Regions from separate parts of the Homo sapiens genome. Here regions 1 and 3 are each linked to region 2. A link is a contact called in ENCODE Hi-C or POLR2A ChIA-PET data. All regions are on one chromosome and are shown on one strand. Each heading gives the region's core, a stretch centred on a gene start or an enhancer-like site at or near the end of the contact. The rest is flanking DNA. Distances are from core to core; before and after follow the strand shown.

Region 1 (4,369 bases), core at 273-2,772, 560 kb after region 2:
TGGGTAGGGAGGACCCTTAGTCCACAGCATTTGAAGGGAAGCAGGGCGGGCGGGTGCAGGCCGAGAGTGGACAGGTGCTTTGGGGCCCACTCCCCTCCCCAGCTGGAAATACAGACAGCCCAAAGAGCAGGAGGGCGCACTGGGAAGACCCCGCAGTTTCCTGAGCTCATACGGGCTTACCAGCGTGGGGAGCGGACCACGGTCAGCAGCAGTGTGTGGCAGAGCCCGCAGGGGAAACGTTGCCCGCAGACCATACACGGGCAAGATCTGGGACCCCCACTTCTGCAGCGTTCCGGGTCTCCCTCACCTCTCCCCTCCCACCACCTTCTGCAGCACGGGCTTAAGGAAATACCAGTGTTTTTCTGCAAAGAAACAGAGGGTCCGTCCAGGTCTGGCTGCCTCTTCGGCTGCCTGTGTTTAGACCTCCAAAGGCTGCTCCCGGCAACCCCTGCCCAGCTGCTCAACCTGAAAGAGGGGTCGGTAGCAAGGGCCGGGAGGCGCCAGGGCGCTGCGGCCGGATCCCAGGTGAGTTCCTTGACTCCGCGCCGCGCAGGTCACTGTGGCATAACTGGGAAAACCGCCGCTTCTCCCTCGGGAGCGGAGGCGGAGGGCCACGTCCTCCCTGGGGGTGCACAATCTCTGCTTGGACAACGCCCGCGTGCAGTAGCCCCACAGACTCCCATGCAGCCCCCCCGCCACGTGTGCCGCATCCGCGCCCTGCATGCAACACCCGCCCCCTCCAGCGCAGCATGCCCCTCGCTGGCGTGCAGCACCCCCCATGTGTGCAGCACCCCTGCCCCGAATACAGCACCTCTCCCCAGTACAGCACTCCCGCCCCGCATGCAACACTCGCCCCCCTCCAGGGCAGCATCCCCATCCCCCGCGCGTGCAGCACCCCCTCGAGGGGCGGGAAACTCTTTGGGACACCCGGGGTCACGCCCTGCAGGGTAAAACCCCCGTCCAGGGCAGCCATCTGCACCCCCTCGCCATGGGCCCACTGCCTGCTCCGTCCCGGGATGCGCCTTAATGGCGGGTCGGGCGGCAGCGGGAGCTCTGCTGCCTGGTGGGACCGGACGTGGCAGCCGGCGGGCTGGAGGCTCCCAGGTCCCGGCCTCGCCCTGGCCTCGCCTCGCCCCCTAGAGTCTCCCCGAGCGCTCGTAGCGGCGGGGCGGGGTGGGGAGGCGCTGATTGGCCGGCGCGGGCACCGCTTGCCGCCGCCACGGCATCCCGCTGCGTTCGTACAGGCTCGTGTCGACTCGGCTCCGTTGCGCGGCCCGGCTCGGCTCCCCTCAGCTGCGCTCGACTCCGCTGTTCGGCTCGGCTGTTCGGCTTGGCTACAGGGCTCGGCTGTTCGGCTTGGCTACATGGCTCGGCTGCGCGGCTCGGCTCTGTTCGGCTCGGCTCGGCTGCTGGGCTCGGCTGTTCGGCTCAGCTGCGCGGCTCGGCTCGTCTCGGCTCTGTTCGGCTCGGCTCGGCTGCTGGGCTCGGCTGTTCGGCTCAGCTGCACGGCTCGGCTCGGCTCGGCTCGGCTCGGCTGCGCGGCCGCTGACGGGCGTGCGCTGGGGGCGCGGGGCGCGGGGCGCGGGCCTCGGCGGCGGCGGCGGCGGCGGCGGCGGAAGCCAGGTGCCCCCGCCCGCCCTGTCCTCTCGACGAGGCGGAGGCGTCGCCGCGGGCCAGGCCTCGGACTGCCGCGTCGGAGTGGACGCGGGGGGCGGCGGCGCGGGCGGACGCGGGCGGCGCGAAGCAGCGGGGCCCGCGGGGGCGCCCCGGCCGGGTCGGCGCGGACGGCACTCGGCGGACGCGGGCGGACGCTGGGCGGCCCCTCCCTGCCCGCGCGCCCGGGCGCCCCTGGCCGGCGCCGGGCCCCAGAGCGATGACATCGACGGGGAAGGACGGCGGCGCGCAGCACGCGCAGTATGTTGGGCCCTACCGGCTGGAGAAGACGCTGGGCAAGGGGCAGACAGGTGCGTGCGGCCGGGGCGGGGACCGGGGCCGGGGAGGCCGCGCTGGCAGCGCGCTGGGTGGGGGGCGCCCGAGGGAGGCCCCGGCCGCGAAGCCGCAGGCCCGGCCCGGGCCCCGGCCGCGAACAATGGGCGGCCCGTGCGCCCCCGTCCGCTCGTGCGCCCCGGTTCCGCCGCGGATCCCGCAGGCCGCTTGGCTGCGGTCGGCCGGGCGCGGCCCAAGGACACGCGGCGCGGCGCGGGGCGCGCAGGCGGACAGGGGCGCACGGGACGGCGCCCCTCGGGCCCCGCTGCAGGTGCGCGGCCCGGGCCGCATTGTGCGCCCCAGCGACCGGGCCCATTGTGCCGCGGGAGGAGGGGGCCGCGCGGGCGCCCATCTGCCGTCTGCCGCGGCCGCGCTAATAGGCGTGCTGCCCGAGCAGCTGCGCCCCCGGCGGGACTCCCACCTCCGCGCGCCGGCCACCGGGGCCTCCGGGCAGGCCCGATCTCCCTCCGCGGTGGGGGCGGGAGAGTGCGGGGACCTGCAGAGGGCTGGACAGCGCCTTGCGCTGCTCCGGCTCGGGCTCGGGCGGGCGGAGCGTCTGTGACCTGCATTCCCACGGGGCAGGGAGAGGCCATTGGTGCTGGGACCAGAAGTGCGTGGGACCTGACCCGTGGAGCAGCCCCGCGGCCTGCCGGTGGAGGGGGCTTCCCGGTGGGGCCTGGCTGTCATTCTAGGGAACAGGCCGGGTCCCTGCGGGGCCGAACCCAGGCCAGAGGCAACCCAGCTACCCTCGCATGTGGCCAACTCTCCCCGGCCCGCTGGGTTTGGCTAGCCCTTCATCTGGTCAGGCACATTCACAGAGTCGCCTTTGTGGAGGCTGGGGCTCAGCCATTTTCTTTCTTCTCTCAGGACCGGCCTGTCTCTTGGTGTCCCCGAGGTCCCACGGCACTGCCTCTCCCTTCCAATCCGAGAAGTTCCTTAGACCCGGGCGGGCAGGGGTGGAGGGAAGGAGGAGGAGAGCGCTGGTGCAGGGTGGAGGCTCAGCCCCTCACGGCTGCACAGAGGAGGAGCTGGGAGGTGGCGTTGGGGAAAGAAAGTGGGCCAGGCCCAGGCTCTTGGGGGAGGGCCGTGGCTGTGATGTAACTACGGCAGAGCTGCAGGAAGGGGTTTAGACTGAGGGGTTCAGGGGAGCTGCCTCACCTTGGGTGCACAGCCTTCCGCCACCCGCCACGGCACGGAAGGGCCCCTGGCCACAGGGCAGGACCTGGGCAGGTGGGGTGGTGCAGCCTGGGTTGGAGAAGGAGGTGGCATTCAGCCCATGTCACCTGAGTTCAAAATTCTCGTCTTTCCCGGAAAGAAAAACTAGTGTGTGAAATCCGTGGTGAAGGAGGGGCCCAGGGCAGCAGGATGCAGGAGTCAGTGAGATAATCCAATTACGGTCCCAATAAAATGTTATTATAAGGAAACATCTGCGTGTAAATGAAGACACGATGAGTTATGTGCTGTGCGCGGCCTCGGTGGGTAGGGGCTGGTCTCCACTCTTCATGGCATTCTGCTGGCGGCAGTTAATTACGGGAGGTTTCCACTGTAATTAACAGTAATGAATACAAAAGGATGGGCTGTGTGTGTCTACAACGTGCTGAGAGAGATATTTAGAAAACAGCTCGAGGGGGGGCACAAAGCGGCCCCTCTCTCCCGAGTTATGACGGGCAGAGCGCAAGCGTGTCACCGGGAGGGCCCTGGAGAAGGCCACCATTTCTGTGCGTCTTCTGTTGCTGCTGCTGAAGGGTCACCAGGAGTTGGGTGGACATGGGGCCTGGAGTGTGTGTGCTGGGCCACTTGGCACCAGATGCCAGGAGAGCTGCCAGGTCCCAAGCTCAAGAGGGAGATAGGCTTCCTGCCAGGAGACCTCCGTGGGAGAACGGGAGGCTGGGCTTCTGGCCGCCACCACCCGAGGACGATCTGATCCTGCCGTTGAGAACGCTTCTCCTTCCAGGGACCTGGCCACAGGGGAGCTGTGGAGGCCTTGCTTGGGGGGCCATTGGTGTGGACGCGACTCCAGCCCCTTCCCCGTGTCTGTGGCTGGCAGCTTTGTTTGGCCCTCTCTGTTCATCTCTCTCAGCCTGAGACCTTGGAAGGAGGAGCTGCTCGACTTGAGGTGGCCACTGAGAGGGAGGTGGTCAGTGGCAGTGGCAGTGAGCCTTGTGGTGCCACGAGAGCCCTTCCACCCGGCTGACCCAAGCTGGGGCCTGCTGGACGGTGGGCCAAAGATGTGGTCCGAAACCTGCCCTTGGGGAGTCTGGCCGTGTGGGGAGGGGAGACCACGCAGCACCCCCACCGGGGCCTGGAGGACGCCCTTCTAGACGCCGCAGGGTCCGGTCGGCTGTCTTCTTCTGCCTTTCAGCGTGAGCGCTGCATGGTCTCA
Region 2 (2,693 bases), core at 1-2,500:
CCCGGTGACCAGCCCCGAGTGACTCACGGACCATGAGCTAGAAGCTGCCCTTGCAGGAGGCTTGTCATGGGTCGGGGGTGCCCACTCAGGATGCAGGCTCTCCCCAGTGGGCCCCAGGCTCGCCTGACTGAAGACATGAAGGACCTAGCCTAGGAGTGGTCAGGGTCCCGGGAGTGGCCAGGGTCCCGTGTGTGCCCTCTGCCAGTCTTCGCTCTGTCCCCGTTCAATCAACCCCATCTCAGTTCAGCAGAAAACCCCCTCGTCAAATAAAACCCACTGACTGCACTGCGTCCTCCTGGGCCTTCCGTGTGTCTGGGAGCCACAGCCTGTGTGTGCCACATGGATGAGGTGGGCACCTGTGCACGCGTGCTGTGTGGGTGAATACAGGGAGCGCGGGCCTGTGGCGATGGGGCTGAGGTCCTGCGTGTCCTCTTGTGTCCCTGGTCATGCCCCAAACTCACACTACCCATCAAGGCTGGAGCCCCTCGGGGCCCTCGCCAGTGTGTGGATCAGGGCTCCCCACTGTCTCGCCAGGGAGGCCGGGCAGGTTCCCGGCCTCAGTCGGCCACCCCCTCCCATGCTGGTCCTCCCCTGTGGCTGTGATGAATGAGCTTGGTGGGTGGGCAGCCCCCTCCTTCCTCACTCCCACTCTTGGCGTCTTGGTGCAGCCCTAGGCCGGCCCTGCCCTTCGTCCCTCACCTCCTCGCACCGCTCCCAGTGGTCCCTTCCAGTCTGGAGGGCATGGGCCCCCCAGGACCCCATGGGTATGTCTCGCTGGGACCCCAGGCCTGCCCGGGTCTCCAGGCTGTCCACACTGCACGTACAGTAGCCCTTCTCCCGCATTTGCCCACAGCGCTAGGCCCTCCCACGCCCCAGGCCGGCATCGGTTCTGCCGACCCCTGCAGCCTCTGGGCGGTTCCTGGGTGAGGAGAAAGAGATGGGGGTTGGGCATGGAGGAGGGCCGGGTCGCCACAGCCCAGGGCCTCTGGCTAGGCTGGTCGCCGTCTTACCTCCGGGCCCGCCTCCCGCCCAGCTCCTCCGTCCTTGGACGGGATGGGCCCTTGCTGGGCTATTGGCGCCCCCAGGGCTGCAGCTCGCCCGGCCTCCGCAGTGCCAGGTCGACCCCCAGCGCCTACACCCACGCGGGTTCAGACCTGCCGAGCGCCCGCCGCCGCGGGAGGGGCTTGAGGCCGGGGCGGGGCCGGGGCGGGGCGGGGCGGGGCGTCCCCCTCGTAGGCTCCGGGCCGCGCATTCTCAGCGCTGGGAGCCGCCGCCCCCGCAGCTGCTGCCGCCGCCGCCAGGGCCCGGACTCGGACGCGTGGTAGGTGAGTGCGCGGCCACGACAGCTCGGCCGAGCGGGGCGAGCGGGGCGAGGGGGGCGAGGGGCGCGAGGGGGGCGAGGGGCGCGAGGGGGCCGAAGGCCCTGCGCGCCCCAGCCCCGGAGGCCCAGCCGCAGGCGCCGGGAGGTTCCGGGAGGCCGCACCCACCGCCTGGCCCAGCTCCCTCGCCTGCCCCAGCTCCCTCGCCTGCCCTTCCGCGGGAGGCGGACTCCGGGCGGGTTGGGGAGGCGCAGCGGGAAGGAGAGGCGCCTCCCGGGCCCTTGGACCGGCCTGACGGCCCCCTTCAGCCCAGGGGTCCCGGGACGCGCAGCCTGGACACCCTGCTCATTGTCCCTGGACACGGCAGTCTTCCCTCCGCCCGCAGCAGCCCCCGCCCGCGTGCAAGTGGGCGCGCCATTGGCCGCGCCGGGCGGGGTCGGCGGCGGCGGTGACCTCATTGCAGTGCCCCGGGGACGCTTGGCAGGCGCGGAGTCCCAGGTCCCCCTGACTGGGGCTCCCCCTGATAGGGCGCGGGCCGCCCAGGGGCCTGGTGCAGGTCCCGGGGACTTGGGGAGGAACAGACAACTATTTCTGGAAGGCCCTTTCCCAGGGGGTCCAGAGGGACCAGGCATTCCTGGGAAGAGGGGCCACTCCTCAGCGGGTCGCCTGTGTCCTCGCGGTGGAGGACGCATCTGTGCCCAGAACCAACTTCTCCAGAAAGCCTGGGACCTTACAGCCAGGCCAGGGGCAGGTCCTTGAGGGGCTCACACATCCCCCCATCGGTGGCAGACGCACACCCCGCCCCCCGGTGGCAGACACATCCCCCCGCTGGTGGCAGGGTCTGCCTGTGCCACCCTTCCTGCGTGTATTTAGGCCCTGGCTCCTTCATGGAGGGTGAATATCCCCTCTCAGCTCAGTGGTAAGGTCTGTCCCCCTCCAGCTCCATTCCATGATGCCTCTTTCCCAGGCTGTAGCTGCCGCTGTTTGTGGGGGAAGGGCCAGTGATGGGTCTGGAGCGAAGGCCAAGAGTGGGGCACCTGGGGGAAGGTATGAGGTCCCTCCCAGGATCAGACTGTCCCGAAATGTCGTCTGCCTTGGGAGGCCAAGGCGGGTGGAACATCTAAGGTCAGGAGTTCGAGACCAGCCTGGTCCACATGGTGAAACTCTGTCTGTACTAAAAATACAAACATTAGCTGGGCGTGGTGGTGGGTGCCTGTAATCCCAGTGACTCAGGAGGCTGAGGCAGGAGAATTGCTTGAACTCAGGAGGCGGAGGTTGCAGTGAGCTGAGATCGTGCCATTGCACTCCAGCCTGGGTGACAGAGCGAAACTCCATCTCAAAAAAAGAAAAAAAGAAAAAAACAAAATGTCTTGT
Region 3 (4,321 bases), core at 102-2,601, 690 kb after region 2:
AACCCAGGAGGTCAAGGCAGCAGTGAGCTGTGATTGCACCACCGCACTCCAGCCTGGTCTCTAAACAAAAAATAAAAACCAAAACAAAAAAACTATTTCGGTAAGAAATCTAGGCTGTAACAAGGCCATGTGGGGACTGCCCACTGTTTCTGCAGCTCACTCTGCGGGCCCGGGGTCAGATCCCCAGTTTCTCAGGGTCGTGTTCTGTTCCCTTTGCTCATCTCTCCTCCAGTCCCCAGGGAAGGGCTTGGTCTCCACGGCGTCAGGAACTAGACTGTGAACTTGCACGTCAATACTGAGAGTGGGGCTTCCAGAGAGCAGCCGTGCTTGCTGCCCTGCCCCTCTCAGGCTGCAGCCCAGGGAGATGCCACTGAGACGCTGGCCATCGGGCTGGCCACCCCCGGGCTCCCTCCATCCTCACGGTCCTGCTCTGTGCTGGCAGTTTCCACTGAAGTCCCCCTCCCAGTATGCAGCAAGCCTGATCTGCTATCACTCGCTCACACCATGCCTCCGTGTCTCCCCCACATCTCACATGAAGTAACTTCTGAGCCTGTTTCAAAGTTTATCCTGAACAGGGCGGGCAGTCTGGCCCCTTCACCATCTCTTTCTGTGTGGGTGCACCGAGGTGTCTCCCTGCAGAAGTGCATTCTATCCTATGCTGGGGTAAAGATGCAAGTCACTCTCAAACTGCTGAGAAAAGACCCACGTGCAGGTACTGAGAGAGAGAAAACGGCAAGGCAGATGTGGCAGAAACGCTGACACTGGCCAATCTGGGAGAAGGTATGCAGGAATTATTCACACTACTTTGGCAACTTCTAACTTTGAAATTATGTAAAAATTTAAAAATATAAACGTCAGAAGCAGCTGGGGCCAGGAGGTGGCAGATACCCTCGAGGGAGCAGCAGTGCATCTGACAGCCGCTTCTCCACAGCAACGCCGGAAGCCGGAGGTCGGCGGCCTCACGTCGAAAGAGGGCTGAAAGCAAGCCAACCAAGAACACGACACACAGCGAAAAGCTCTGCCAAGAATGAAGGACAACTGAAGGCATTTTCAGACAGAGACTGAGAGGGCGCCCCCAGCAGAGTCACCTGAAAGAAAATCCAAGAAAGCTCAAGGCTGCAGCACAAGCAGAGGAAAACTGGTCACAGACGCAAAAGGACAAACCCAGAAGGACAAAGGAGGAAGGAGAGGGTACAGCCAAAGAGATGGAGCACAAAACCAGCCAACCTAAATAAATACCAGCGTACAAGTAGCATGTGGGGGTCCGAAGTGTACAGAATTTAAAACACAGCAGTAGCATGTGGGGGTCCGAAGTGTACAGAATTTAAAACACAGCAAGTGCTCACAACTCAAGAGGGGAAGTACCCAGAAGCGGTCTAGTATCTTGGGTACTTCGGGGAGGCGGATAAAGCTGTTAATCAACATCAGACCCTGGAGGTTTAGCGTGTGCTGTAAGAAAACCACTAAAGGAGGGTGTGCACGGTGGCTCACAGTGTAATCCCAGCACTTTGGAAGGTGAAGGTGGGTGGATGGCTTGAGGCCAGGAGTCTGAGACCATCCTGGACAACACAGTGAGACCCTGCTTCTACAAAAAATCAAATAAAATAAAGTACCTAACTTCCAAGGCAATTTGAAAGAAGGATAATTAAAAAATAAAAAGAAGAAATTCAAACAAAGCATGGGAAGATGAAAAGCACAAGATGGGAGTTCCACACAGCAGCGAGCACACCAGGTGGAAAGGGTTAGCAAGGCGCCCTGACACCCGCTCTAGTGGCGCGGTGCTCACTAGACACCCGCTGTCACGTGCAGTGCGTCTAAGGCTTGGGGTTTTCCCGGGCTCACCCCAGGGGAGACGTGGTCAAGGGCTCTTTCCCAGGGCTCGGGGCCGTTTGCACGTCCTTCTTCATGAGGCATCTGTTCAAGCCTCTGCCCATCTTCTACGGGACGAGCTGTTTCTTGTTCTTTGTTGGAGCCCGTGGGGAAGTCTGGATCTGAGCTCCGGTAAGTTCTAGGTATGGTAAATTCCCCCTGCAAAAGTTGCTTTCTTTTTTTTTTGAAACAGAGTCCTGCTCTGTGGCCCAGGCTGGAGTACAGTGGTGAGATCATGGCTCACCGCAGCCCCGACCTCCTGGGCTCAAGGGATCCTCCCACCTCAGTCCCCCTGAGTAGCGGATGCCACCACGTCCAGTTAATTTATTTTTATTTATTTATTTATTTATGAGGTCTCACTATGTTGCCCAGCCTGGTCCTGAACTCCTGGGCTCAAGCAGTCCTCCAGCCTCGGCCCCTCAAAGTGCAGGGATTATAGGTGTGAGCCACGGTCCCCGGCCAGCCTTTTCAGTTTTTGAGGAATATCTTTGATAAACAGAGCTGCTTAATTTTAATGTAAACCAAATTATCTATCTTTTCCTTTATGATGAGTACTTTTTAGTCCTGTTTAAAAAAACTTTTCTTAACCCATGGGTCAAGAATAGCATCTTCTATAACAGTGCTGTTCAAGAGAAATATAACACAAGCCATAATCTGAGCCATGGATATAATTTTAAATGTTCTAATGGCCCCATTGAAAAGTAAAAGAAACAGCCAAGATTAATTTTATTTAACCCAACAGATGTAAAATATTTTCGACTTACAATCAATACAGAAAATACAAGGTGCCACTGTATTTTTTTCAGTCTAGCGTATTTTACACTCAGCACATCTCTAGCGCTGCCAAGCTACATGGCTGGAGGCCGTGCTGGACAGCAGTTCCAGAACCTTCTACACTTAGACCTACATTCTACTGGGCTCAATTATTCTTTGTAGGGTGTGAGGTACAGGCCAAGGTTTTTTTAAATATGGCTATCTGGTTGGCCAGCATGACTTATGAAAAAGACTGGCTATCTGTGCCATCTCTTTTTCCCTGTCTTGATCACTCTTGCCAGATTTTCCACTATATTCCTGTTTTCAAAGAATCCAACTCTGGCCTCGATGACTATATCTGTGGGAGACTGACTTTCTGCTTTGTTAACTTCTGCTCCAGCCTCATTTCCCTCCATCCACCGTCTCTGAGCCCAGCTACTGCTCCGAGAGTGACGAGTACCTGAGGGCTGTGAACCGCTCCTGGCCGGTGTGCACCCTGCAAGTCTCAGCATGGCATATTTTTGTTATCTTTCAGCTAAAAAGTATGTTGTAATTTCCATTACAAATTCTTCTTTGTCCCACTGGTTACTTGGAAGTGTGCTTCCTAATTTCTAAATACTAGGAGTATCACTTTGCTGATTTCTAGTTTAACTCCACTTGGGTCAAGAGCACACTCCAGAGGAATTCAATTCACCGAGATAAGCGGAGGTTTTGGTCAACGTTCCATCAGCGTGTAAAGGGGGCACACAGCCTGTCAGGGGTGGGTTCCCTATTCTTCCTGTCAGGTGAAATGTGTGAATCTGGCTTTGAAATCTTCATGCTGACTTGTGAGTACAGCTGAGCTGCTGGGACAAAGGCCCACCATCCCAGGCCCCAAGTCCTTCCCTGGTGTTAGCCCAGGGCAGGGGTCAAACTTCACCCTCCAACACCTTCCTGGGGCCCCAGCCATGGGGCAGCCCTGTTCTCACCAAGGGCTGTCGAGGAGCCGCAGGAAGGCAGGAAGAAGAGGAAGGACAAGCATCTTCCAGACGGTGACTAGAAAGCTCCACCTGCCCCCACCTATGTCTCAGTCCTGAAGCTCAGGACACAAGGGAGGCTGGAGTTCAAGTGCCTGAGAGCCCACAGCCAGAGAAGCTTGCACGGGGTCAGAAAGACAGACGGGAGTCAGCAGGTCACAGCCCTGTGCCCACAACAGGTGGCAGGAAAGAAGCTCAGAGACCTGACAACAGCCACAGCAAGGACATGTGTGCACACAGGCCAGGTGTCTCGGCAGAACTGCAGACACTGGAGGGCCAGCCAGGCTGAAGTGCACATGGGCCACACAGGGTGGGGCTGGAGAGAGACAGGGGACTTCACCCCACAGGCAATGGGGGTCCACCAAAGTGCCTTGTATATAGGAGGATGACATGTGGATCCTCTCAGGTGGCTGTGTGGAGCATGAGTCAAAGATAAGGACATACATCCCCGCCACCGCCAGGTGCCTATGGCTATAAGAGCCTAGGCCTCAGCCCAGGGAACTGCGGGCTTGCTTAGGGAATCCAGCAAAACCCTCACAGCCTTCTGGATGGAGCCCCATGGCATGGATGGCGAGGCGTGAGGGGAGGCAGGACGTGGCCTTCCTGAGCAGCAGGCTCGAGGCACGGGACACACAGGCCACCACCACAACTTCAGGCTCTGTAACAGGGACCTACCCACGCAA

Evidence for each region. Hi-C counts contacts between places; a loop is a spot of excess contacts on that map. ChIA-PET counts read pairs that join two places held with the same protein, here RNA polymerase II (POLR2A). Pooled maps may share reads with other maps.
Region 1: a pooled map shows a loop between it and region 2 (4-fold over the local background). The contact joins the promoter of BRSK2 here to the promoter of CD151 in region 2. A Hi-C loop is called at or near these places in 1 of 168 maps with a recorded cell type or tissue (naive thymus-derived CD4-positive, alpha-beta T cell), 6 of 37 single-sample maps with no recorded cell type and 7 of 50 pooled maps.
Region 3: a loop to region 2 is called in a pooled map, with 3 times the contacts of the local background. The contact joins the enhancer-like site here to the promoter of CD151 in region 2. A Hi-C loop is called at or near these places in 1 of 168 maps with a recorded cell type or tissue (CD4-positive, alpha-beta T cell), 9 of 37 single-sample maps with no recorded cell type and 11 of 50 pooled maps. POLR2A ChIA-PET finds 5 or more read pairs at or near these places in 2 of 52 experiments (H1 and naive thymus-derived CD4-positive, alpha-beta T cell).

Annotation. Positions count from the first base shown.
Region 1 is chr11:1,388,412-1,392,780 of GRCh38, forward strand. It overlaps BRSK2 (BR serine/threonine kinase 2), which reads left to right and starts at 1,523. Exons shown (of 20, transcript NM_001256627.2): 1 at 1,523-1,964. The coding sequence starts at 1,874. RefSeq lists a silencer at 920-1,289.
Region 2 is chr11:831,702-834,394 of GRCh38, forward strand. CD151 (CD151 molecule (Raph blood group)) reads left to right here and starts at 1,251. Exons shown (of 9, transcript NM_004357.5): 1 at 1,251-1,325. CRACR2B (calcium release activated channel regulator 2B) reads left to right here. Exons shown (of 9, transcript NM_001286606.2): 9 at 1-285. The coding sequence ends at 8. RefSeq lists enhancers at 1-491, 2,648-2,693 and silencers at 927-1,576, 1,587-1,816.
Region 3 is chr11:1,520,165-1,524,485 of GRCh38, forward strand. No RefSeq gene overlaps it. Among named protein-coding and RNA genes, the nearest start is that of MOB2, 36 kb to the left of the region's middle. RefSeq lists enhancers at 1-356, 357-857, 1,795-2,044. Within about 2 kb of position 1,352, at least 4 of the 41 ENCODE cell types and tissues checked have a DNase peak (open chromatin) inside an H3K27ac peak, as active enhancers do.